Linked DNA regions of Homo sapiens: all the other regions are linked to region 4. The links are chromatin contacts, found by Hi-C or POLR2A ChIA-PET in ENCODE. All regions are on one chromosome and are shown on one strand. Each heading gives the region's core, a stretch centred on a gene start or an enhancer-like site at or near the end of the contact. The rest is flanking DNA. Distances are from core to core; before and after follow the strand shown. Region 1 holds the start of SERTAD1 (SERTA domain containing 1). Region 2 holds the start of SERTAD3 (SERTA domain containing 3). Region 3 holds the start of EGLN2 (egl-9 family hypoxia inducible factor 2). Region 4 holds the start of RPS19 (ribosomal protein S19). Region 5 holds the start of ZNF546 (zinc finger protein 546).

Region 1 (5,158 bases), core at 1,411-3,910, 1.4 Mb before region 4:
TTCACGACCAGCACCAGGTGCCGCAGGTCCGGCTCACTCTGCTGCAGGCTGTGGTGGAGCTTGAGCACTGAGAGGTCAAAGAGGGAGCTAGAGGCCACGGCCGGGGGTGCCTGTGCCACCGCTGTGTGGCCAGGATCTAGCCACCAGGAGTCGACTGCCAGAGGTTCCTTCTCCTCCTCCTCCTCCCGTTTCCGCTTCAGACCCTTGCTCAGCATCTGCAGAGGGCAGGGAGTTATGGAGTTATAGTCAGTTATAGAAAACAAATGTTAAGTTCAAAGCCTGGATCTGACAGTTGCTGCAGGTAGGATCTTGGGGAAGTCACTTAACCTCTCTGTGCCTAGCTTTTCTTAGGGAACTTTAAAGATATAGACAATTTTTATTTAACTGTATATGTATATTTATAGATTTTTTTTGAGATGGAGTCTCGCTCTGTTGCCCAGGCTGGAGTGTAATGCCGTGATCTCAGCTCATTGCAACCTCTGCCTCACAGGTTCAAATGATTCTCGTGCCTCAGCCTCCCCAAAAGCTAGGATTACAGGCACATGCCACCACACCCGGCTAATTTTTATATTTTTAGAAGAAGCATGGTTTCACCATGTTGGCCAGGCTGGTCTCGACCTCCTGGACCTCAAGTGATCCGCCCACCTCTGCCTCACAAAGTGCTGGGATTACATGCGTGAGCCACCGCGCCTGGCCTATAGACTTCTTAAATTTTAAATTTTATATTTAAGTATATTTATAGACTTTTTTATCTGAAAAAATAAAGATGGGGTCTCACTATATTGCCCAGGCTGGTCTCAAACTCCTGGCCTGAAGCGATCCTCCCCCCTCAGTCAATAAGTACTTTTTTTTTTCCCTTTTATTTTTTTGTAGAGACATGGTCTCACTATGTTGCCCAGGGTGGTCTCAAACTCCTTGCCTCAAGCCATCCTCCTTCCTCAGCCTCCCAAAGTACTGAGATTACAAGTGTGAGCTGCCTCACCCTGCCAATAAGTACACTTAATGATAACATTATTATTTCTTCAGTGAACCATGTGGAATGGCCAATATTCAACTTTTTCCCCTACAAAAGCAGCTGTTTCACATATTTTATTATAATAACATAATTATATCTAAATAAGTTATAATATTATAAATACTAAACTAGTTTCACGTAGTTTAATATTTATTGTCTACTATGACTATGTTTCAAACAGTAAATAAATAAGGAAACACAGGAAATGTACAGAGAATTACAGGAAGACACTAAAAGTTCCTAGAGACCTTTTAGATCATCAGAGAAGGCTCCTGTAAGGAGGTGACATTTGAATGGAGCCCTCAGGCCAGAGAAGTCAGCCATGGGAGACCCTGGGAAAAGCATTCCGGGAGGAGGGAACAACAAAAAAAGGCAGAGAAAAGCCCAGAGGCTGGATGGGCTTGAACTGGAAAGAGACCAGCATGGGTGGCACACAGAGAGTGACATGGTAGGAGACCAGATTGGGGAGCAGCTAGGGGAACGGGCACAAGCCAGGTCACAGAAAGCCACATATGCAGAAGTAGGGAGTTTGGATTTTATCCTGAGTGTGGTGGGCAGTCATTAAAGGAATTTGAGCAGGGAGGGAATGGTGCTGTGAGCTGATTAGGTTTCCGGAAGATCCCCCCCATGGCTGCTTCGAGGAAGACTGTGGGGGGCAAAAAGAGGGGGGATCTGAGACCCACTGGTAGGCTGTACTCGTTTGGGACGGACGATGGTGATGGCCTGGAGTAGGAGCTGGTAGTGGCATGGAAGGAAGTCGGTCGAGTCAGGACTTATTTGGGAGGCAGAATAGACAGGGCTTGTCGGGAAATCGTGATCGGCACCGGGTTCAGTCACTGAGATAAGTTTGAGGGTCCACTGTTCTTGGAGTGGCGGGGGTAGGGCTGGAGTTTTGGACTCCTGGCGCTACCTACTTTTTTGGGCCAGGAAGACTGTAGAGTCCAGTTTCGGAACCCTGCCTAGCAAGATTTTAAGAATGGCCCACCACACTACTCAAAACAGGGTCTTCGTCCCCTTCCCCGCAGTCCGGGGAGTCCGGAACCGCAGGAATTCCGCCCCCACCCCCGACTCCGCCCCCGGGTCCCGGCGCCCCCTAGCGGTGCCCAGGCCGGCTTTCCCCCGGGGATTCTGGCCCCTCTGACCCCAGGACCCCTTCTACTGCCCCGATTCCCGGCTGTGATTCCTGCCGGCCTCCCGGCGCCGTGCGAGCCGGGACCCCTGGCGGGCTGTTCTCTGCGCCCGGCCTCCGCTCGCTTCCGGCAGTGGAGGCGGCTCCTCCCGAAGCGGCGGCGGCGGGGGCGGGTGAGTCACGCAGCCGGAGCCAAGAAGCCGGCGCCTCCGCCCCCTTCTCGGACTGCGGCGTGATTCACCCGGCCCGGCCGGGGCAGACAGCACGTAGAGGTCCGTGCGTCTCGATCCCGGGCAGCCCCGGCGGGCACCTGTCGGACCCAGGGATCGAACTCTGTGAAGGACCCGGCCGCTGGTAGCCCTTCTGTTCCCAGGCCCCTTCATTTACATACCTTGCTCACTAGCGGCCAATCAGAACGAAGAGGTAGCCACCCACAACCAATCAGGAAACGGCGGCGGCAGCATCGCTTGTTGGCTGTCCTCCGGAAACCCGCGCCTGGGTCGCGAGACGCAGTTCTGACTCCGGCTCACGACTCCAGACTCCTAACTACCCTTAGCGACCGCCCACTCTCGTGGCTGCCCCGCCCTCCGCCCCAGGGATTGGCCCTGCATGGTGATGGGCGGAGCTTGTAGGGGGCGGATTCTGAAGGAGGGGCTTCAGGGCGCATGCCCGGGCAGCTGCGCGAGTGAGGGGTGGAAAGAGGTGGCTTTTTACTCCGGGGAACGGTGGCGAGTGGGGGCTTTTGCCTCTCAAAATACGAGCCCCTCACAACTACCCATGCACCTGCCAAACCCGGCAATTAAGCTTCTTACACATCCAGCCCCGACAGGGGTCTACACTACAGATAATGCCCGGGTTCAAATTCCGACTCCGGATTCCCCACTCACTGGATGCGTGACCTTGGAAAAATGATCAACCTCTTCAAGCTACACAAAGTTAAATGGGGATCGTCTTGCCTACCTCTTGACAGGATACTTTAAGTAGGATCGTATCTATAAGAACACAATACCACACTCAAGCAATGCTGGACAGTTGGACTTAATTGTGGTTAAAGGCGGGAGTGAGGTGGGAGTGCGATACCAACGGAATCACATCCCGGGCTCCATTCCCTAAGCAGCTGTGTGACCTGCGGCAAGTGTTTTAATCCCTTCTGGTCTGTTTCTCCTTTAAAATGAGAGAAAATAGCGCCTAGTTTACAGGATTGTTTTTAAGGATTAAATTAATTCATGAAAAATCTTCAGAGTGGGGTGCAACATGTTTTGTGTTTTTTTTTTTTTTTTCATTTTATTTATTTATTTATTTATTTATTTGAGACAGATTCTCACTCCGTCGCCCAGGCTGGAGTGCAGGGGCACGATCTCGGTTCACTGTAACCTCCGCCTCCCAGGTTCAAGCAATTATCCTGCCTCAGCCTCCCGAGTAGCTGGGACTACAGGCGTGCGCCACCACGCCCGGTTAATTTTTGTATTTTTAGTAGAGATGGGGTTTCACCATGTTAGCCAGGCAGGTCTCAAACTCCTCACCTCAGGTGATCCGCCCTCCTCGGCCCCTGAGTGTTGGGATTACAGGCGTGAGCTACCGCGCCCAGCTGCTTATTATTTTTTTCTTTACTTTTTATTTTATTTTATTTTGCTTTTGAGACAGGGTCTCGCTCTGTCACCCAGGCTGAAGTGCAGGGGTGCCATCTCGGCTCACTGCAGCCTCCCAGGTTCAAGCCATCCTCCTGCCTCAGACCCCCAAGCAGCTGGGACTACAGGCGCACACCACCATGCCTGGTTAGCAACGTTGTTTCTTTGTTAGTAGTAATAGCTGTTGTAATAAGACAAGCTCTTAGTTCAAGGTGGATAGACATGCAGGATGGGGCTAGAGGTAGACAGGGTATAATACTCCTCCCATGGCCGGATGCAGTGGCTCACGCCTGAATACTCTCTCACCTAGATTTAATTGATAGTTGTTAGCTAGGCAACAACTGTAATCCAGTACTTTGGGAGGCCAAGGCAGGAGGGTCACTTGAGTCCAGGAGTTCACTTGAGTCCAGCCTGGGCAACACAGTGAGATCTCATCACTACAAAAAAATTTAAGAATTAGCCAGGCGTGGGCCGGGCGTGGTGGCTCACGCCTGTAATCTCAGCATTTTGGGAGGCCGAGGTGGGCAGATCACGAGGTCAGGAGTTCGAGACCAGCCTGGCCAACATGGTAAAACCCTGTCTCTACTAAAAATACAAAAAATCAGCCAGGTGTGGTGGCAGGCGCCTGTAATCCCAGCTACTCAGGAGGCTGAGGCAGGAGAATAGCTTGAACCCAGGAGGCAGAGGTTGCAGTGATCCAAGACAGCGCCACTGCACTCCAGACTGGGCAACAGAGCAAGACTCTGTCTCAAAAAAAAAAAAAAAAAAGGATTAGCCAGGCGTGGTAGCATGTTCTTGTGGTCCCAGCTGCTTGTGGGGCTAAGGTGGGAGGATTCCTTGAGCCCAGGAGGTCAAGGCTGCAGTGAGCCATGTTCATGCCGCTGCACTCTAGTCTGAGTAACAGAACAAGACCCTGTATCAAAAAAAAAAAAAAAGAAAAAAGTAGTAGTTGGTAACATTGTGCTAAGTTCCCTTTATCTACATATGTGTATATATTGTTTCTTTTGCTAAACCTTTGGAGAGTAATTGCAAGCATCTTGATATTCTACCCTTAACAGCTCAGGAGGCATCTCTTAAGAATAAGGACATTAGGCCCTGTGCGTTGGCTCACACCTGTAATCCCAGCACTTTGGGAGGCTAAGGCGAGTGGATCACCGGAGGTCAGGAGTTCGAGACCAGGCTAACCAATATGATGAAACCCCGTCTCTACTAATAATACAAAAATTAGCCGGGCATGGTGGCATGTGCCTGTAATCCCAGCTACTCAGGAGGCTGAGACAGGAGAATTGCTTGAACCCAGGAGGTGGAGGTTGCAGTGAGCTGAGATTGCGTCATTGCACTCCAGCCTGGGCAACAAGAGCAAACTCCACCTAAAAAAAAAAAAGA
Region 2 (4,842 bases), core at 1,078-3,577, 1.4 Mb before region 4:
CTGCTGGACTCCACTCCCACCTCTCCTCCTCCTCTTCCAAATCAGAGTGTTTCCTCTTCAAGCCTCCCACCATGATGCCCTGTAGAGAGAAGAGGCGCATAGGGGAAGGTCAGACACCAGACACCGTAGTGCTGGCTCATATCCCACTTTCTCAGGCCTATTGAGTTGTTAGTGATTTTTAATCATCGGAATCTCAGTTTACTGATGTATAAAATGAAGGCTGTCTGAATCCTACAAGTTTAAGAAGGTGAGTACATATACGATTAAGAAAATAAGATCTGGCGTTACGTACAGCTAGATTTAAATCTCACTTACTTGCCTGTTGTGGCCTCAAACAGTGAATTTACATCCATGAGAATCAATTTCCTCATCTGCCAAGTACGGATCCTAACTCAAGTTCCTCTAAGCCTTAAAACTGTTCTTCCACAATATTAATTTCTTCAAACATGGAGCACGAAAGACAAGTGTGGAGCACAGAGACCTGGATTGGAAGTAGGGAACCCCAAATCTGAATTCTGTATTGGAAACTGCTCAGCTGCGTGATCATGGGAAGTGATCTGAATGAGTCAATTCTCAGGGCCTCAGTTTCCTCATCTGTAAAATAGGGACTGTAAAAAAATACTTCTCACCACCTCTGTCAAGGAGATGCCACGTATCTATAGGGCCCACCACACCGGAAGTGCTTAATGAACAAGAGTTGTGTTTGTTTTTTGTTAGAGACAGGGTCTCGCTCTGTCGCCCAGGGCTGAGTGCAGCAGCGCTATCACAGCTCACTGCAGTCTCGAAGTCCTGGGCTCAAGCGATCCTCCCGCCTCAGCTTCCTGAGTAGCTGGGATTACCACCACACCCGGCCTCGATCAAGAGTTAATTGCCAGTTATTCGCTCAACAGATTTACTGAGTGCCTACTATATTCGAAATCTCCTGGAGCCCTGTTGGGGAACCTATGTTGAGATTCTTCTTCAACAGTCGGGATATTTCTATGTCCTCTTCCTTAACCGACTGGGAGCGCTCCCAAGAGTAGGAAAGGGGCCTGTCTCATTCCCTCTGCCCACGCTTTCAGATTCCCCCAAAGCGCGCCCCATAGGAAAACTTGCTAGAACTCAGCTCAGACCAAGCCCCGCCCCCTCGGAGGTCCCACTCAATCAGACCGCGACACTGTAAGGCCCCGCCCCCCCATGGGTCCTTACAGAGCATCCAGGAACGCCCCAATTTGGCCCAGGGGCTTCTGGGAAACGGGGGCCAACAGCCGCCAGGTACACGAATTGACGTCGAGCACGCACTACAATCCCCAGAGGGCTCCGCCCGTCCAGGGGACGAGCCACCCCCCTCACCCCGCTCTCCCTCAGGGCATGCGCACAGGGGCACAGGCGGGTGGGGGAAGGGAACCTGGACGTCCAGCTGCCGGCGCCTGCCGAGCCCCGCCCTCCATTGCCTCCGGGGCCGCGAGTCTGAGCTCCAGGCCCGGAACACCCCTCCCCCACCCCAGACTCCGGCTCTAAATTTGCTTTCTCCCGGTCCCTCTGTTCCTTGAAAGTCCGCGATTCTCCTTCCAAACTGCCCTTGGATCCAGAGACCCAGATCCGAACACATCGCTCAAAGACGACAATGCTCCGATCTAGTTCGGGAGACTACGTATCCTAATTCTGATACTTCCTCCCACTTCTCCTAGTCTCCTGACTTTCAAACGCCCCTGGACTTCACCTCCAAACTCGCTGTCCGGCTCCAAGACCCGAACATTGAACTCTTCCCGGCAACCTCCTTCCCCCGCCAGTGCGTCTTGGAGTCCCAAGAATCCTTGACCCTAGTTCTCTCGCTTCTCCAAATACTCAGAATCTCAGCTCCGTACCTCTCACACCTTTTCCAGAACACGATAAAGCCCCGAATTCAACCCGTCCGGAAGACCCAAGTGGAATCGAATCTCCAGGTTCCCTGTCTCAAAAGTTCCTCCCCTCTGTTCTCTCGCTTCTCCAAAAGCCCAACGTCCCAGCTTCAAACTCCCTCCACTTGAAAATACTGCCCCAACAACCTCGCCTCCCCTCCTGGGTCTTGAACTCAGTCTCAGGTCCCCAGACCCTCCCTATCATCACCCTGAATCTGAGGCCCCCTCCCCCGGTCCCACCCAGACCCCGCCTCCGCAAGTCCCCGGGGCGCGCTTCTCTCTCCCCCAGCCTAAGGTAAATTCCCAAGCCAGGCGACCACTCCTCACCGCAGCTGCCAGGTTCGCCACGACCACCTCCTGGAACGCCCACAGCGTTGCGACCCGCCAGTGCCAGGACCCACCAGTGACCGGTTGGAGCCTCGCTCACCTCGGCGGGGCCTCTCCGTCTGGCCTCTGGCCCACCAGCCCCGCCCCGGAGCCGAGCCGCGAGCCGCGATTGGCTGGAGTCCCGCCCGCCGCGGGGCGTCGATTGGCTGGGCGGAGCCATCCGCCCGTGCCCCGAGACGCCGGATCCGCCCACCCCTCCCTAGCGCCCCGGGCCATTTAAAGAAGTGCAACTGGCAGGGGGCGGGGCAGCGACTCCGGGGTGGAGGGCGGCCGGTCCAACAGAACCGCTTCCTTCCACTCAGCTACAGTCCTCGCTCCAAGATCGTCACCATTGCTCCCTGCGGTTCCTTTATGGTAGGCCTGGACTCCACCGTGGAGCCAGAGGGGCTGGCATGCCCCTCCCCAAGTCGCTGTGCAGGCGGGCGGGGCCGAGCAACCGGAGGAGGCCGCGCCCCCGGGGTTCCGAGGGAGGACGCTGGGGCGCGGGGGATGACGTAGCGGAAGACCAGCCAATAGAGTGGCGCGGCCCGCGTTGCCTAGGCGATCGTAGCCTCGCCCCCTTGCTGCCCCTCCCGCCCCCTATACGTTACCGCGCGGCCCCTTCTTAATCCTCAGGTTTTCTCAGCACGTCCTCTGGTGGTCCCACCTGGGTCTTCTGACACCCTCTTTCCTTCCCCGCTCCATCAAGATGACTCCTCTGCTACTGTTCATGGCTTCCTACCCACCCCGAATACAAACTTCAAACTCCTTCCTTTTGCCACAAAGCCCCTCACGACCTTGCTTGATGCGTTCTCCTGGTTCTCTCCGATCCTGCCCCATTGAGTCACTTCCAGTTTTTCTAAAATGGCTTCAAGCTCCCATTCACCCCATCAGGAAAACGAAAGGATTTTCTCTGTTTGTTTTCTTCCCTGCTTTACCCCAGTGTCTACAACAATGCCAGGTACATAATAAGTTCGCAAACATGACAATAAAAGGCCTCTGGATCTTTATTATTAATATTATTTTTTGCCGGGCGCAGTGGCGCACGCCTGTAATCCCAGCACTTTGGGAGGCGGAGGCGGGCAGATCACTTGAGGTCAGGAGTTTGAGACCAGCCTGGCCAACAATGGTGAAACCCCGTCTCTACTAAAAATACAAAAATTAGCTGGGCGTGGTGGCGCACGCTTGTAATCTCAGCCACTTGGGAGGCTGAGGCAGGAGAATCGCTTGAACCTGGGAGGTTGAGGTTGCAGTGAAGGCGAGATCGTGCCACTGCACTCCAGCCTGGGTGACAGAGAGATGGGGGAGGGGGGAGGGGGGTTTTCTTGTGTTGCCCAGGTTGGTTTTGAACTCCTGGCCTCAAGCAATCTTCTCGCCTCTGGATATTTAAACTTGTTTCCTCATCCTCAAAATATACCCTCAATTCCCAGGCTGCTTCTCAGAACACATTTCAAAGGTTTCCTCCTCTCCGAAGCCCTCCCTGGCAGTCCAGGTTGGGTTAGGATCCATTCTAGGATTCCATGGCCTCCTGTGCCGCCATCCCAGTCCTGGACTGTCAGTTACTATATGGACTGAGGAACGCCCCGCCGAGGGCAGGTACCAAGGATATCTCTGTCAACCACCTCTTGGTCTGCAGGATCACCTAGCACAGGGCTGGACACGTAGCAGGTCCCAGTGAAAGTTTGCTAAATGCTCAGGAATGTGACAGAAAAATAAGGCAGAAAGAAGACACTGCTAGTGTCCTGAAAGCCCACACCCGTAATGCTCCGCCCCTACAACGAGTTTCCCTAAGGGGAGGAGGCAGTTTTCTCCAGGCCACCTCTGGGAAGGGAGGTTTAAGCCTCCTCAGACCAGTTCTTGCCGGTTGGAGTTTGTCAACCAAGTCATCCTGATGTTTGCAGGATAAATGGGAGGGGAATAGGTAGGTGGGTGGTGTGGGTTGGAGGTAGGGAGAGAGAAGTGTCTTAGCTCACCCAGGCCTAGGGAAGGTGTCCCTGGGAAAAAAAGAAAGGGACAGTAGGTTCCAAAAAAGGACATAATTAGGAAGGAGCAATTCTTCCCCTTCCTCCTCCAAAACCTGCGCCTCCTATAGGGTCCACAACTCAGGAAAGCCCTACTGCATTTGGGTTTTTGTTTTTGAGACGGGGTCCCACTCCGTCGTGGATGCTGGAGTGCAGTGGCGCACCTTGGCTCACTGCAGCCTCAGCCTCCCTCCTGAAGCACTAGTGTAACTCTGTCCCCGGGTTACAGCCGTATGCTTCTTTCTGATGCCTCCCCTCCACCCCTCACCAACTGTCCACGCAGGCTCCCAGGCATTCCTCACACCCACTCTCTCCTCCCCTCCTTACAGTTCCTCCTCCAACTCCCTCTGGGCTATCAGCCTCCATTCCTGGACCCTTCCTTTCCACCTTCACAGAGTAGCCAAAGGAAGCTTCATAAAACACCCAACTGTCCCCCCTGCCTTACTTCTCTGGTGCTCCACTCCTTGCATAAATCCTCAAAATAAAGCACAAACTTTTTTTTATTTTCAGAGACAGGGTCTGGATCTGTCCTACAGGCTGGAGTGCAGTGGCCAGGCCTTGACCTCCTGGCCTCA
Region 3 (5,147 bases), core at 2,648-5,147, 1.1 Mb before region 4:
AACAGTGAAATGAGACTTAGAGCCAGGGTGATCCAGGAACATAGAGGGACACAGAAAGATACAAAGGCAGGTTCATTTTATTTATTTATTTATTTATTTATTTATTTATTTATTTAAATTTTTTGAGATGGAGTGTCCCTCTGTTGCCCGGGCTGGAGTGCAGTGGTGTGATCTTGGCTCACTGCAACCTCCGCCTCCTGGGTTCAAGTGATTCTCCTGCCTCAGCCTCCCAAGTAGCTGGGACTACAGGCACCTACCACCACGCCTGGCTAATTTTTGTATTTTTAGTAGAGACGGGGTTTCACCATTGGCCAGGGCGGTCTGAACTCCTGACCTTGTGATCTGCCTGTCTCGGCCTCCCAAAGTGCTGGGATTACAGGCGTGAGCCACCGTGCCTGGCCGATTTATTTATTTATTTATTTATTTATTTTGAGATGGAGTTTCGCTCTTGTTGCCCAGGTTGGAGTGCAATAGTGCAATGTCAGCTCACCGTAACTTCTGCCTCCTGGGTTTACAAGATTCTCCTGCCTCAGCCTACTGAGTAGCTGGGATTACAGGCATGTGCCACCACACCTGGCTAATTTTGTATTTTTAGTGGAGATGAGGTTTCTCCATGTTGGTCAGGCTGGTCTGGAACTCCCGACTTCAGGTGATCTGCCCGCCTCGGCCTCCCAAAGTGCTGGGATTACAGGCATGAGCCACCGCGCCCGGCCTATTTATTTTTTTGAGACAGTCTCACTCTGTTGCCTAGGCTGGAGTGCAGTGGCACAATCTTGGCTCACTGCAATCTCCACCTCTCAGGCTCAAGCGATGTTCCCACCTCAGCCCCCCAGGTAGCTGGGACTACTGGTGCATGCCACTACACCTGGCTAATGTTTGTATGTTTTTGTAGAGACGGGGTTTCGTGGTGTTGCCTAAGCTGGTCTCAAACTCCTGGGCTCAAGCATTCCTCCTGCCTTGGCTTCCCACAGTGCTGGGATTACAGGCGTGAGCCACTGCGTCCATCCAGATTCATGATATTTAGATGTTGAAATGTGGCTTTACAGACTCAGACAGCTCTCTGAGGCAAACAAAGAGGGAGATGCAGGTACCCTCAGCACAAGCCCCAAATTACCTGCAGGGGAGAGGCGGAAAATCAGACAATGTAGAAACCGGGAGAAGAAAGGTATGGACAGACCGATGCAGATAGGAGGGGAAGGAAATACCTGGAAATGAGATAGAGACCGGCTGGACAGACCCCGGGGACCCTGCAGGTCACCACACCCTTCTCTTTCAGCTCACCTGTTCTCCAGGACCAGCCCTGCTGGGGCCCAGGCCCAGGCTCTGAGAGGCCGTGTCCTAACCTGCCCTGGCCCCGGAGAAGCTACGTTGCCACCTGTCCCCCTTCCCTGGCCTGGTGGGGCCTGGCTTTGGGGCAAGACTGAGCCACGGGGGAAGGGGGAATCCCGTACCTGCTGCTGCTTCCTCTGTCTTGGCTAACGTCTGTCCCCCTGAACCCCTAACCATACCCCAAGAGCTCCCAAAGCCTGAGACCAGGGTCATTTGTCCCCAACTCCCCATCTGGCCCTGCTGTTGCTAGTACCTGTTATTTATTACCTGGAGGCCTGTCCAGCACCCACCCTACCCCCATAAAGCATTGTTTACACCTGTGTCTTGGCCTCCATTATTGTGAGATGGCAGGGAGATGGAAGAGGTCCCTGATGGAAGAATCATGTGTCATGGTGTTTGGGGGCCTTGTTTCTGTTTTTTTGTTGTTGTTGTTGAGATGGAGTTTCCTTCTTGTTGCCCAGGCTGGAGTGCAGTGGCGTGATCTTGGCTCACCACAACCTCCACCTCCCGGGTTCAAGCTATTCTCCTGCCTCAGCCTCCCGAGTAGCTGGGATTACAGGCATGTGCCACCACACTTGGCTAATTTTGTATTTTTAGTAGAGATGGAGTTTCTCCATGTTGGTCAAGGTTGGTCTCGAACTCCCAACCTCAGGTGATTCGCCCGCGCTGGCCTCCCAAAGTGCTGGAATTACAGGTGTGAGCCACTGGGCCTGGCCTTGGGGGCCTTGTTTCCTGATTGGACGTGGTGTGGGGTATACCAAGCATGATGACTCAGGTGCCTGTTGCGGAGGGAGGGAATTTGTTACTGTGTGGACAGTTTGTGACAATCTGTGTTCTAAGCTCACGTGTGTAAACACGCTGATGTCCCTGTGTTTGTGACATGTGTACATGTTTCCAGTACCTGCATATGGGATGATGTCTATAGGATATAATGTGTGCTGGTTGTGTGTGATGCTGACAGCCGTAACTGCTCTGTGGCCTTGGTCATTGTATTGGTGAGGCTGGTATTGTTTGGGACATCAAGGCCAGGGGATGGGAATTTGGACCTATAGGTGGGCCTCCGGTGTGTGCATGTCTGATGCCTGAGAGTCAGAGGCAGTGACTCACTACTGCGTGTGTGCCTGTGCATGTGTACCCCGAGGTCTGTGTGTGTTTTGGTGTGAATTTGGCTCCTTTTAAACACCCATGTGTGGCCAGGCGTGGTGGCTCATGCCTGTAATCCCAGCACTTCGGGAGGCCAAGGCAGATGGATCACTTGAGCCCAGGAGTTGGAGACTATAGCCTGGGCAACACAGAGAGACCCTATCTACAAAAATAAAAAACAGAAAAAGTTAGCCAGGTGTCGTGGTACACACCTGAAGTCCCAGCTATTCCGGAGGCTGAGGTGTGAGGATCACTTTAGTTGGGAGGTTGGGCCTGCAGTGAACTATGATCATGCCACAGCACTTCAGCCTGGGCAAAAGGGTAAGACCCCATCTCAAAAACAAAACTAAACTAGAAACACCCTTGTGTGGCCATGAACCCTGTGTGTGCCCTGAGGACTGCGGGCTTTTGTGCAATCCTCACGCATGTGTGGATACCAGTATGCATGCCCTTGTGCTCACGCGAACCGCCCTACGCCCTCAGGTGGCCTGCAGGGGACTGGTGCAGCCCCGAGGACACTCCCAGTTGCTCGTCGCCCTCCCATCTCCACGTCGGCCTTCACCGACCCGGCGGGAGCCTTGAGTCCCAGCTCTCCAGAGCAATGGTGGAGCGGGCAGGGCATTCAAAATGACCTTATCTCCTTAGTCTCCTAAAGTGTTCCCAGCTGGCCATGCAAATGTCTTCTCTGTGTAGCGTTCCGTGGATTTTTTTTTGTTTCATTTTTTAATTTTGTGTAAAGATAAGGTCTCACTCCGTTGCCCAGACTTTCCCTGGTTCTTTATTCTGATTCCCACAATCGTCCCGAGGGGGCAGGCCGGAGCGGGTCTTGAAAATACACATTTGCACATCCCTTCTAGTCCGCGTTCCCTTTTCTCAAGGGCAACCCGCACTTTTTTGCCTCCGTTATAAAAGATACTTATGTAAATTACTGACGTGCGAATTTACATACATTTCTCAACTAACTGCGTAGCCATTTCTCCGTCTCTCACCTCCGTTCCTGGACGGCGAGAAGGAGGAGGAGCTGACCATGTAAATGAAGTCACGCGCACCGCGCTGCCGAACTCGGTGCCCCGCGCTGGGCGGGGGGCGGGTAGGCCTGTCCATGTAAATCACATCATTTGCGTGCCCCGCCCCGCCGACGCCACTTGATTCCAACATGCAAGAAACGCCCCCTCCCAGACCCGGCCCCTCACACTGCGTTCCCCCTCCCGCGCAAAGGGGGCGGGGCGGAGGATGCAAATGAACCTCGTGTAGGCCACGGACCGCTGTTTCCTTTCTCCTTGGTAGGGGGGTTGTCCCGAACTTCCTCGCCCCGCTCCGCCCCGCCCCGCGCGGCTCGGGCCTGCGCAGGCGCCGTCCCCTCCGCGGGGCGCGGTCACGTGCCCACCGGGCGAGGCGGGGCGGGGCGTCGCGCGCGGTGGGGGCGGGGTATGGCGCGCTGTGCGGCGCAGGGCGGCTGGCACAAACGGCGGCGCCGGGGCCGGAGGAAAAAGCTCGGTGAGGAGGTCGCGGGGCGAGAAGGGAGCGGGAGGAGACTAAGCCGGAGCCGGGGCGCCGGCGCGAACCGGGCGGGGTGTGGGGGCGCGCGCCGGGGCCTGCCGGGGCGACCCCGGGAAGGGGGATGTGGGTGCGGCGCGGGGGAGGGGACGCGCGCCGGTTACGTTGGGTGCCGGCCGTTGTGGGGGTTGGGGTGGGGGCGGGGAGCGCGCGCCGGGCGGAGGCCGAGTGGAGGGGGAGGGGAGGGGGTCCGAGCGGCCCTTAGGCCCTGCCCCTGTCGCCTACTGCGCTCAGAAGGGGCCTCAGGGCCTGCCCCGGGTTGGGGGCGTTGGGGTGCCCTGGATGGGGGCACCTTTATCTCTCGTCCTGTCTCCGGGTGCGTGCACCCTCCTCCGTCCTTTCCTCTGTCGCCGCGGACCCTCTCCCCGAGGGCCCCTCCCGTCGGTCAGTCTCGGGACCTCCCTTCCGTCTGGGCGTGTGTCCGCCCCCGGCCGGCTTCCTCCCGTCGGGCTCGGGTCGACCCCACCGTCCCGCTCCGCCCCGGGTCCTCCCTCCCAGCTTCCCTCCGGTCTATTTTTCTGTCTCTGGGCCCCTCGTTCTCTTTGTTTTTGGACTCCCCAGTTTCCTCTGTCTTTTGACCCCCCCGCCCCCACCCTGACTCTCCCTGGAACCCCCACGTTTCTCGTTGTCTTTCTGGAACGCCGAGGCAGGTCCCTCCTATTTTCCAAACCCCCTCCTTTCCCACTCCTCCACACCACCCTTTTCTACTCCAGCCCTCCTTCTTCTGTCTTTGGTTACCGCGTCCCACAACCTGCACCACAGTCCTCTGTCTTAGGGTCATCTACCCAGCCCCTGGCCTCCAGCCTCTCCCTATCACTGCCTCTTATCTGTCAGCGGACTCCCGCACCTCCAGATTCTCAGGGTCCTCTCCCCGACTTGGCCTCAGGTTTTGGGGGGCCTCTATAGTCAAGTCTGTCCTGGTCGTCTTCCCCACTCCTGCCCATACCATCCCGGCTTTCCCCTGCCTGCCTGTCTCTAGTTTCTCTCACATCCCTTTTTTTTTTTCCTTTCTCTAGCCACCCTGAAGGGTCCCTTCCCAAGCCCTTAGGGACCGCAGAGGACTTGGGGACCAGCAAGCAACCCCCAGGGCACGAGAAGAGCTCTTGCTGTCTGCCCTG
Region 4 (4,980 bases), core at 328-2,827:
ACCTGGGAGCCTGAGGCCGGAGAATCGCTTGAACCCGGGAGGTGGAGGTTGCAGTGAACCAAGATCACATCATTGCACTCCCGCCTGGGCGACAAAGCGAGACTCCAACTCAAAAAAAATTAAATAATAATTACTTAAATTATAAAAAGTGAATATAAATTACCCAAGTACCTGGAGATTTCCAGTTAGACATGCATATATTACCCACTTTGAATACATATGGAAATATGTATGTGTTGGTTCTGGAAAAACAATTGAGATAATGAAAATATTTTCTCAAGTTTTAGAAACAGTATGAGATAGGTTTCAACAACATTCTACATGAATGTAAAACCTTGATTTAAATATATGATCTTATGCTAGAAGCATGGTTGGTTTTAATTTTTCTAACAGATACGAGTCTTGGCTTATTAATAATTAACACATTTTGCAGCCACAGTATCAGTGTGGGGTAAAATTCTAATATTTGCTCTTATGTTTTAAATTCTCAGTCTTTCCAACATAAGAAAATAGCTACACACATTTCAGTGTTTCCTTTTTGCAACAAGTTAACATAATTTTATTGGACCACGTTATTTAGTTGTTGGGCCTTGTAAGGATTAAATGAGATCATGCATGTAACACTACAGTAACAGCCACATGATAAATGTCCAAATAATATTTACCTGTGCCTGGCACAGAGCAGGCACTCAAAAAATATTTTTTAGAGCATGTGACGCGCCATGAACCAGAGGAGCCACTTTAAATGGACAAACGGGGATCTCATTTTTTTTTTTTTTTTTTAATGGTGAGACAAGCCCTGAGAAGGCAAATGGACTGCCTAAAGCTACACAGGTCAGCGGGGCAGGTAAATCTAAATTGGCAAAGTAAGGGCTGAGCGAACAGACTCCGACACTAGAAGGCAGAGCTGAACTAACTTCTGCTAAGGTCCCGCCTCTGCCGCTTTGTCCCGCCCTTATCTTCTCCCCTCCTCCAGCGCCTCATTCCCTTTTCGCTCGCCCCGGCCGTGCTGAAGCAACTTCCGCCCTGAGAAGGGTGGGGCTTCCGTCTCCCGCTCTCGCGACTCCTGGCGGTGAAGGACGGAAGATGATAGCCACATTTCTTCCTCGCCCTTCCCCTAGGTTCCCTGTCACAGTTCCGCCCTTACTACTCCCACTTCCGGCCAGGGAACAGCCACTTCCACCCGGAAAAGGGGTTGTTCCGCCGTGGGGCGCCAGCTGTGGCCCACCCATCCTGCCCCGTACTTTCGCCATCATAGTATTCTCCACCACTGTTCCTTCCAGCCACGAACGACGCAAACGAAGCCAAGTTCCCCCAGCTCCGAACAGGAGCTCTCTATCCTCTCTCTATTACACTCCGGGAGAAGGAAACGCGGGAGGAAACCCAGGCCTCCACGCGCGACCCCTTGGCCCTCCCCTTTACCTCTCCACCCCTCACTAGACACCCTCCCCTCTAGGCGGGGACGAACTTTCGCCCTGAGAGAGGCGGAGCCTCAGCGTCTACCCTCGCTCTCGCGAGCTTTCGGAACTCTCGCGAGACCCTACGCCCGACTTGTGCGCCCGGGAAACCCCGTCGTTCCCTTTCCCCTGGCTGGCAGCGCGGAGGCCGCACGGTAAGCGGGGGCTCCGAGCTGGACCGGGCGCGAGGCGGCAGGGCCGGACGCCGAAGCCTCAGAGCGCGTGCCTGAGGGCCCCGAGGCGCCCGGCGCGGGCCCGTCCCGCCCCCTAGAGCCGCGGCCACGTGCGAGCGGCAGGCCCGGACATGCCCGGTCAGCGCCGTCCGGGAACCGAGCGTGGGCCCCGGGGGGCAGCGGCGGGGTGCGTGGGGCGTCCGGAGTCCCGGGGCTGGGGAGTGGGGTCGCGCAGGATCCTCACACGCAGGGGCCGGGCTCTGTTAGTGCGATCCAGAGAGGCCGTGGGCGTCGGTGAGCTCCTTCAGACCCGCAGGAGCCGGAGCCCGGCGTTGAAGGGGCCGTGGGAAGTAACGGGGGGTACCACGGTTTAGGATGCGCTGGAGCGAAAGGATTGGGGTGGGGTCCGTGCTCTTGGCAGTCGTCTCTGCCAGGCCTGTGTTCACATGCTTGACTTTCTCCCTCAGATGCCTGGAGTTACTGTAAAAGACGTGAACCAGCAGGAGTTCGTCAGAGCTCTGGCAGCCTTCCTCAAAAAGTGAGTTTGGGGACTGAGGTTCAAAACGGGTGGAGGCTGTCGCCTTGGCCTGCCCATCTGAGCCCCAGTGTTTGCCGGTCCCTGGCAGGCGAGGCTTGTTTGGGGCCTCCGTGGCTCCTTTCAGCGTGAGGCCTGGCTTGTGTTCCGGTTCCAGCCTCTCTTTGTACTCTGGGCACAGCATAGTTGTGTTGAGGGGAGGGCATTTGGGATATGGGGTAGTTTGTGGAGATGACTGAATCGTGCTTTTCCCACTGTTTTGGTCTTAGGTCCGGGAAGCTGAAAGTCCCCGAATGGGTGGATACCGTCAAGCTGGCCAAGCACAAAGAGCTTGCTCCCTACGATGAGAACTGGTTCTACACGCGAGCTGGTGAGGAACTTAGGTCTTTGGCTGGAGAGTGGGGAGCTGGGTGACCCCTGGCACAAACCATACTTCCCTGTCTCCTCTGAGCTCTTTCCCGCCCCAAGAGGGAGAGAAACCCTTGGTTGTGTCACCACTTGCTTTGTGTGATGTGACATTCGATAACTTGGTACTCCAAGTTTTTATGACATTCTAAGAGCTTTGTGAGAGGAGGACCTGTGGCTTTGAGCCTCAGGGGAAACCAGAGACAGATGAATGTTCATATTTTGCTTACAGGTGGTTTAATCCTTTCTATATACACGGAGGCAGACTCCCTGGGTTTGGATCCATCTTTTACATCTGGCTGTGTGTCCTCTGGCAAGTTGGTTAACCTGCCTGTGCACTCTCTCATCCCCAAAATGGGACTAATTATTGTACCAGTACTAGAGTATTGCAAGGATTGAATGAATTTAAAGCAGAGTGTTTAGAACGTGTCTGTTGCACAGTAGTTATTCAGGAAAAAGCCAGTTGTCTTTACTATTGCTCAGATCATCAAGTTAGCCTTCTCCATATCTCTAACAGGCTGTTTCTAACTAAATGGTTGGAGATCTGGCCAGGTCAGTCCCTGCTTTAAATCTTGACTTCTGATCTTATGGACACCCTGCAACCTCGTGCCAGCCCCGTCTCTTTTCAATCTTCCAATAATAATTTATGTACAGTCCCTGACTAGTGTTAGTTCTCACGTGTCTTAATATTTCAGTACTCACTAAATCTTCACTTTCAGGAAGATGTAACAGGGTGGGCGGTGGCAGTGCCGTGTTATGTCAAGGTGACAGCCTTAGCACCGACCTTCACTAAGGGGCCTCGGCCTCTCCAATCTTAAACCTTCTCTCTCTGTGAAGTGGGGACTCCATCCTGACCACAACTTGTCTCCAGATAAGAAGTAGGTGGGAAGCAGGGTTTGGAAATCGGCAAAACTCCTCCATGACCCGGAAAAGAGTTGGCCTTGGTACAGGTTGCTTGGCCCTTCAGAATATGAAGCATTTTGTAGATTTGTGGTACACTTGTGCCTCAAATGTCTATTGGGGCCCACTCTTTCAGGCCATGGAGTGAGCACAGAGGACCAGCATAACTCAGCCGCGGCCTCTGAGGACTGAAAGATGAACTTGCTGAGGTGGGTCGGGTTGCTGGCATACCACCTACCCACCGTTTGTTTTAGACAGAAAATGGGGCGGATGAAGAGAAGCTGACTTCCCTGGGCGCACAGCAGTGACAAGCCCTGGAAGTTACATATCTCCTCCACCTGTCCCCCCATCTTGCTTTGGCAGTGCCTCAAGGGTCAGTTGGTCAGAGCAGCTTTGGATCTGGGATTAGCCTTTCTCATTTGCTGGGGTGAAGACACGTTCTGCACATACCAAATACCTCCAAAGTAGGACTGTATGTGTCTTGTACATTTTTTTTTTTTTTTTTAACATGGGGAGGGATTAACAAGAGATGGCATTAAGACCTTGGATAATAAACCTAGTTGCATCTGCTGGTCATGGTAGAGCTGCTGTGGTCCCTTGCAGCCCACAGTGGCCCTGCCTGGAAACCTCAAGCAGGATGTGCATCTTCTGCCTGCCTACTGATCTCCATCACTTGGAGTACCCCAAAGGCCTCTTTTTCACCTCACTTGCCCAGCTGTCCTAGCGGCATAGGATGGTTGTGTGGTAGACCAGAGGCCTGTTGTGTATATTTTTGTTGGGTTATAGCCACCCCTGTGTATCTACATGCACAAGGGCAGAGTTGTAGTTGTGGCAGAAGCTGTAGCCTACAAAGCCTGAAATATTTCCTACCTGACCCTTTATTATTTATTTTCAGGGACAGGGTCTAGGCCTGTCACCCAGGTTGGAGTGCAGTGGCACAATTATAGCTCACTGCAGCTTCTTGGGCTCAAGTGATCCTCCTGCCCCACCCTCCTAAGTAGCTGGGACTACAGGTGCCTATCAGTCACCATGCCTAGCTAATTTTTTTTATTTGTAGAGATGGAGTCTCACTATGTTGAACTCCCAAGCTCAAGCGGTCCTCCCGCCTCAGCCTTCCAAAGCACTGGGATTACAGGCAAAGTTGACCAGCCTCTATTCTAGAGTTTAACATGTTCCACCCAGTTTGGCAGTCAGCTTATACTGATCATGGGAGTGATCTTGTTTTACCAAAGAGGAAGCTGTGGTGCAGACGGGCGAAGGGACTTGCTGCAAGTTACCCTGGGAGGGCTTGGCAGGGTGGCTCTGTCCAAAACTAGGTTCCCTGCTATATTCCCTTTTTTCTACTCATAAGAGTCTGGCCTATTTTGCCTCCTCAGATTTGAGGCTAAAGTGTGCTAAAGCAGCGCCCTTGCTGAGCAGGGCCAAATTGTGGAGACCTATAGGAATGAGTGTGAGGTAGACAGGTCTTAATCCTGGGGTTTGGGGGTAAAGAGGCCCATGGTAGAAGATG
Region 5 (4,686 bases), core at 2,187-4,686, 1.9 Mb before region 4:
GAAAAGTTCATTTTCAGAAGAATTCAAGAAAGTTTCTGAGCAACCATTTGCTAGAGAAATTTGCCTAACTAAAAATGAGGCAAGTGCAGATAGCCAAGAAATGGGAAACAGGCCTCTAAGGCATTTCAGAGATCTAAGAGGCAGCCCCTCCCATCACAAGCCCCGAGGCCTAGGAGGACAGAATGGTTTCATGGGCCAGAATTGACCTGTGCAGCCTCAGGACATGTCTCCCTGCATCCTGGCTTCTCCAACTCCAGCTGTGACTTAAAAGGGCCCAGGTACAGCTCAGACTGCAGCTCCAAAGGTTGCAAGCCATAAGTCTTGGTGGTTTCCACATGGTCTTAAGCCTGCAGGTGCACAGAGTGTGAATAAGGCTTGGGAGCCTCCATCTAGATTTCAGAGGATATGTGGAAAAGCCAAGGTGTCCAGGCAGAAGCCTGCTGCAGGGGCTAAGCCTTGACAGAAAACCTCTACTAGAGCAGTGCAAAAAGGAAATGTGGGGTTGGAACCCTCACACAGAGTACACACTGGGGCACTGACTAGTGGAGCTATGAGAAGAGGGCCACCATCTTCCAGATCCCAGAATGGTAGATCAGAGCAGCCTCTGAGCCTGAACCCGGCAAAGCCACAGGGGAAGAAATACCCAAGGCTGGAAGCCCACCTCTTAAATTGGTGTGCCCTGGACATGGGACATGGAATCAAAGATTATTCTGGAGCTTTAAGATGTAATGATTGCCCTACTGGGTTCTGATCTTGCATAGGGCCTGTAGCCTCTTTCTTTTAGCCAATTTCTCCCTTTTGGAACAGGAATGTCTATCTAATGCTTGTACCCCCATTTTATCTTGGAAGTAACTAACTTGTTTTTGATCTTACAGGCTCATAGGAGGAAAGAACTTGCCTTGTCTCAGATGAGACTTCAGACTTTGGACTTTTGAGTTAATGCTGGAATTAGTTAAGACTCTGGGGGACTGCTGGGAAGGCAAGATTGTATTTTGAAATGTGAGAAGGCCAGGAGATTTGAGAGGGGCCAGAGGCAGAATGACATTGTTTAGATGTGTATCCCAACCCAAATCTCATACTGAAATGTAATCCCCAATATAAGAAGTGGGGACTGGTGGGAGGTGATTGGATCATGGGCGCAGATTCCTCATGAATGGCTTAGCAGCCCTTTGTTTCCATCCTCATAATAGTGAGTTCTTATGAGATCTGGACATTTAAACGTGTGTACCATCTCCCTCCTCACTCTCTTGCTCCTGCTTTCACCATGTGATGTGCCTGCTCCCATTTTGCCTTCCACCATGATTGGAAACTTCCTGAGGCCTGCTCAAAAGCAGATGCCACTATGCTTCCCGTACAGCCTGCAGAACTGTGAGCCAATTCAACATCTTTTCTTATAAGTTACCGAGTCTCGGGTTTTCTTTATAGCAATGCAAGAATGGACTGATACGGATATATACAGATATATACAGATATATATAGTGGGATGACTGGGTCATATAGTGGTTATATTTTTAATTTGAGAAAACTCCGGATATTTTCTATGTTTGTACTAATTTACATTTCCACAAATAGTGTACAAGTGTTCCCTTATATCCATACCCTCACCAACCCTTGTCGTCTTTTGTCTCTTTGATTACAGCTATTCTAACACTGTGAGGTGGTATCTCAGTGTGGTTTTAATTTGCATTTCTCTGATGATTAGTAATGTTGAGCATTTTTTCATATGGACACTTTTTTTTTTTTTTTTTAAAGATGGAGTCTCACTCTGTCACCCAGGCTGGAGTGCAGTGGCGCGATCTAGGCTCACTGCAACCTTCGCCTCCTGGGTTCAAGCAATTCTCCTGCCTCAGCCTCCTGAGTGGCTGGGATTACAGGACCCACCACGCACCACCACACCCAGCTAATTTTTGTATTTTTTTAGTAGAGACAGGGTTTCACCACGTTGGTCAGGCTGGTCTCAAACTCCTGACCTCACGATCCGCCCACCTCGGCCTCCCAAAGTGCTGGGATTATAGGCATAAGCCACCGTGCCCAGCCTTATATTGACACATTTTTAAGGGATTTGGGGGGGGGCAGGGGTTCTTTGCAACAATGTAAACATCCAGTCCCTCATCAAACTTTCAATTTTTTTTCACGTACTAATTTATATCAGTTTGGAATTATGATTCCCTCTGTTATTTAATGGGTTTTAATCTATAACTAGCATTATTTATTTTGATGCTCAAACCATGTCAAGTTTGGTCAGTGGAAGTCCCTTCAATCTGGTTTCCATGTCCTTTGAACACGTCCCCACCATTCTTTGAGCACTGCCTTACTTTCAAGCACAAGATGTTCCAAGTTCATTCTGAACTTTCCCTTCCCCAGCTCTGGAATCTGCCATTTCTCCATGGAGCCTTGCTCCTTTCAGTGGAGCATGGTATTTAGGAACCAAGGGCTGACTGCCTAATGTGCTTTCCAAGTATAATTTCCTCAGTCCAAGCTTTTCAAATTGATCTGCCAAAGACCCATTGCCAAAGATCCATTGCCAGAATATAAGAGTGGAAGGAAATTCTTAATATTTTTTGAAAGTTACTATTATTTTCATTTTTCTCTTTGTAAAAAATTCATTTAATTCAATATAAAAAGACAAAAATCTTTGGCACATAAATCGCAACTCTCTGATGCAAATGTTTAAATAAAGCTGATACTCCAAGAAGACGCAACATATTCTCTTTATCCCACAGACATATAGGCCTATGGTTGCAAACTTTTATACACACACAGAGTCACAATTCCACTGGCACCCGTGATGTTCCACATCCAGATTTTCCAAATCACACATTCTCATCTTCACATAGCCTTGCCGGCAACCACACGGCATAGTACCACATTGTTACGTCAAGCACAGCCAGTCTACCACAGAGCCTGTCGTCCCATTGACCAAAGTCACAAAAATCACAGCCCCGGGTATTTACTGTGGTTTTCTCCAGTCAGATCCCTTCACTCACTACACACTGACTCACACTCAAATTACACACACGCGGAAACACAACCCGCCAGAGCCAGAGAGGTTCCGTCGGTCCCGCAACCCTCACAGTGCCACACACACGCGCTCACAAGGCAAATACAAATGGCCAGGCACTCATTCTTTACAATACACATATTAAGCGCCTATTATGTACTACACGCCGGGACTACCTCAAGAGGTGAAACAAACAAAATCCTGCCTGGCGGAGCTATCGCCCAGTCCCGCACGCACTCGGCCTCAGGGTCACACTCGGCGGTCCCACGCTCAAGTGGCCCGGCCAGTGGCCCAGAGGCGTCTGTTCTCCTCCTCAGCTTCCTGCGTGGGTTCCTGGTAAGTGAGTCGAACCCGCCGGATGCGCGCGCGCCTGCGCCTCCGCCCAAAAGGATCAGTTTCCGGCTGTGGACTACATTTCCCAGAAGCCCCTTGGGCAGTGTTGCCTGGACCCCAAGGGCCCTTTACATTGCGTTCTTAACGGTTCAGTCACCTTAACCGTTATTATTCACTTGCGGGCGAGAAGTCCGAGCTAGGTGAGGCGGAACGGGACTCTTACGAGTAGGACTGGGGATAGAACTGCCGCCCAAAGTGAGGCGCTCCAGGGCCCAGACCTGGCGTGTCGTGCCCGCAGGGAGCCTCAGGCCTGTGCGTGCTTGGGGAGCGGAGAAGGGAAATTGTGTGACAAAATGTGGCAGACGGTGTATGTGTGTGTGTGCGCGCGACGGGGCGCCTGTCAGGACCGGGTTGGGCGGGTGTGGGTGCGGGTGTGAGGCTGAGACAGGTGCCTGGCTCTCTGGTGTGTGTCACTGACCCTCTACCCTCCTCACGGCCTCGGTGTTTGCACACAGCAGTGTCCCCAAGAGGGAAGTCAAATATCGAGCTCTGGGATGAAGGTTCCCAGCAAGAAGGTACAGACCTGGGTTGGCGATTGGACTTTTGAATTAGAAGTGTCCCTAAAACAGACTCCTGGGACGACAGGTTGGAAGACTGCGCAGTTGGAGCCGCTGTGTGGGCAGCTGCATGTTTCAGAACCACTGCATTCCCATACCTTTGATCTAGAAACCTGGTGTGAGTTCAGAGACAGATCCCAGCCTCACTCTCACACAGCTGTTATGTGCGTGAGGTCAGCACAGATGTGGCGCTGGAGGGGATATTCTAGGTCGGTCTGTGCTCTTAAGAAAGGCCTGCTGTCTCATGATTATTTTTCTTCCCCCATTCTGCTATTCATCAAAACAGGGATCCTGAAAAGGAGGGAACAATTGTTGTAGCAGGTCTAAAAGTTCAGGTCCAGGTAAGTTTATATTTCCTTTTTATTCATAAAATGGAAATCACACATTCTAATCCTCACACAGCCTTGCCTGCACCCAGTCATACGGCGTGGTACCACACTGCTATGTCAAGCACAGCCACAATCTACCACAGAGCCTGTCACCTCATTGCTCACAGTCACAAAAATCACATCCCCAGGTACTTTCTGTAGCTTTCATTTGCATTTTTCCCTTTGAAGAAGTTCATTTGATTCAATCTAAAAAGACTAAATTATTTGTCACATAAATTGCAACTCTCTGGTCTATATCTTTAAGTAAATCTTTAAATAAATGCATAAAATGTTTTTGTTTTTAGGAAATGGAAACATTGCTTTGCTTTTCCTGAATTGTCCAGTGACCTATCCCAGGCCTTCCTTT

The links. Hi-C counts contacts between places; a loop is a spot of excess contacts on that map. ChIA-PET counts read pairs that join two places held with the same protein, here RNA polymerase II (POLR2A). Pooled maps may share reads with other maps.
Region 1: a loop to region 4 is called in a pooled map, with 6 times the contacts of the local background. The contact joins the promoter of SERTAD1 here to the promoter of RPS19 in region 4. A Hi-C loop is called at or near these places in 3 of 50 pooled maps. POLR2A ChIA-PET finds 5 or more read pairs at or near these places in 2 of 52 experiments (A549 and naive thymus-derived CD4-positive, alpha-beta T cell).
Region 2: a loop to region 4 is called in a pooled map, with 16 times the contacts of the local background. The contact joins the promoter of SERTAD3 here to the promoter of RPS19 in region 4. A Hi-C loop is called at or near these places in 1 of 37 single-sample maps with no recorded cell type and 9 of 50 pooled maps. POLR2A ChIA-PET finds 5 or more read pairs at or near these places in 1 of 52 experiments (naive thymus-derived CD4-positive, alpha-beta T cell).
Region 3: a map with no recorded cell type shows a loop between it and region 4 (14-fold over the local background). The contact joins the promoter of EGLN2 here to the promoter of RPS19 in region 4. A Hi-C loop is called at or near these places in 1 of 37 single-sample maps with no recorded cell type and 7 of 50 pooled maps.
Region 5: a loop to region 4 is called in a pooled map, with 7 times the contacts of the local background. The contact joins the promoter of ZNF546 here to the promoter of RPS19 in region 4. A Hi-C loop is called at or near these places in 1 of 50 pooled maps.

Annotation. Positions count from the first base shown.
Region 1 is chr19:40,423,332-40,428,489 of GRCh38, forward strand. It overlaps SERTAD1 (SERTA domain containing 1), which reads right to left and starts at 2,661. Exons shown (of 2, transcript NM_013376.4): 1 at 2,536-2,661; 2 at 1-215. The coding sequence starts at 215. RefSeq lists an enhancer at 1,184-1,986 and a silencer at 2,029-2,118.
Region 2 is chr19:40,442,008-40,446,849 of GRCh38, forward strand. It overlaps SERTAD3 (SERTA domain containing 3), which reads right to left and starts at 2,328. Exons shown (of 2, transcript NM_203344.3): 1 at 2,208-2,328; 2 at 1-79. The coding sequence starts at 73. It overlaps SERTAD3-AS1 (SERTAD3 antisense RNA 1), which reads left to right and starts at 2,510. Exons shown (of 2, transcript NR_187496.1): 1 at 2,510-2,621; 2 at 2,883-3,256. RefSeq lists silencers at 1,175-1,554, 2,020-2,079, 2,260-2,579, 2,640-2,859.
Region 3 is chr19:40,795,294-40,800,440 of GRCh38, forward strand. It overlaps EGLN2 (egl-9 family hypoxia inducible factor 2), which reads left to right and starts at 3,898. Exons shown (of 6, transcript NM_080732.4): 1 at 3,898-3,969; 2 at 5,046-5,147. It overlaps RAB4B-EGLN2 (RAB4B-EGLN2 readthrough (NMD candidate)), which reads left to right. Exons shown (of 12, transcript NR_037791.1): 8 at 5,046-5,147. It overlaps RAB4B (RAB4B, member RAS oncogene family), which reads left to right. Exons shown (of 8, transcript NM_016154.5): 8 at 1,277-1,649. It overlaps MIA-RAB4B (MIA-RAB4B readthrough (NMD candidate)), which reads left to right. Exons shown (of 10, transcript NR_037775.1): 10 at 1,277-1,651. RefSeq lists silencers at 3,676-4,035, 4,186-4,235.
Region 4 is chr19:41,858,678-41,863,657 of GRCh38, forward strand. It overlaps RPS19 (ribosomal protein S19), which reads left to right and starts at 1,578. Exons shown (of 6, transcript NM_001022.4): 1 at 1,578-1,612; 2 at 2,098-2,168; 3 at 2,435-2,535. The coding sequence starts at 2,098. RefSeq lists an enhancer at 1,281-2,036 and silencers at 1,590-1,719, 1,780-1,899.
Region 5 is chr19:39,993,624-39,998,309 of GRCh38, forward strand. ZNF546 (zinc finger protein 546) reads left to right here and starts at 3,437. Exons shown (of 7, transcript NM_178544.5): 1 at 3,437-3,534; 2 at 4,238-4,292; 3 at 4,625-4,686. RefSeq lists enhancers at 2,585-3,086, 3,072-3,251, 3,087-3,586, 3,259-3,553 and a silencer at 4,372-4,471.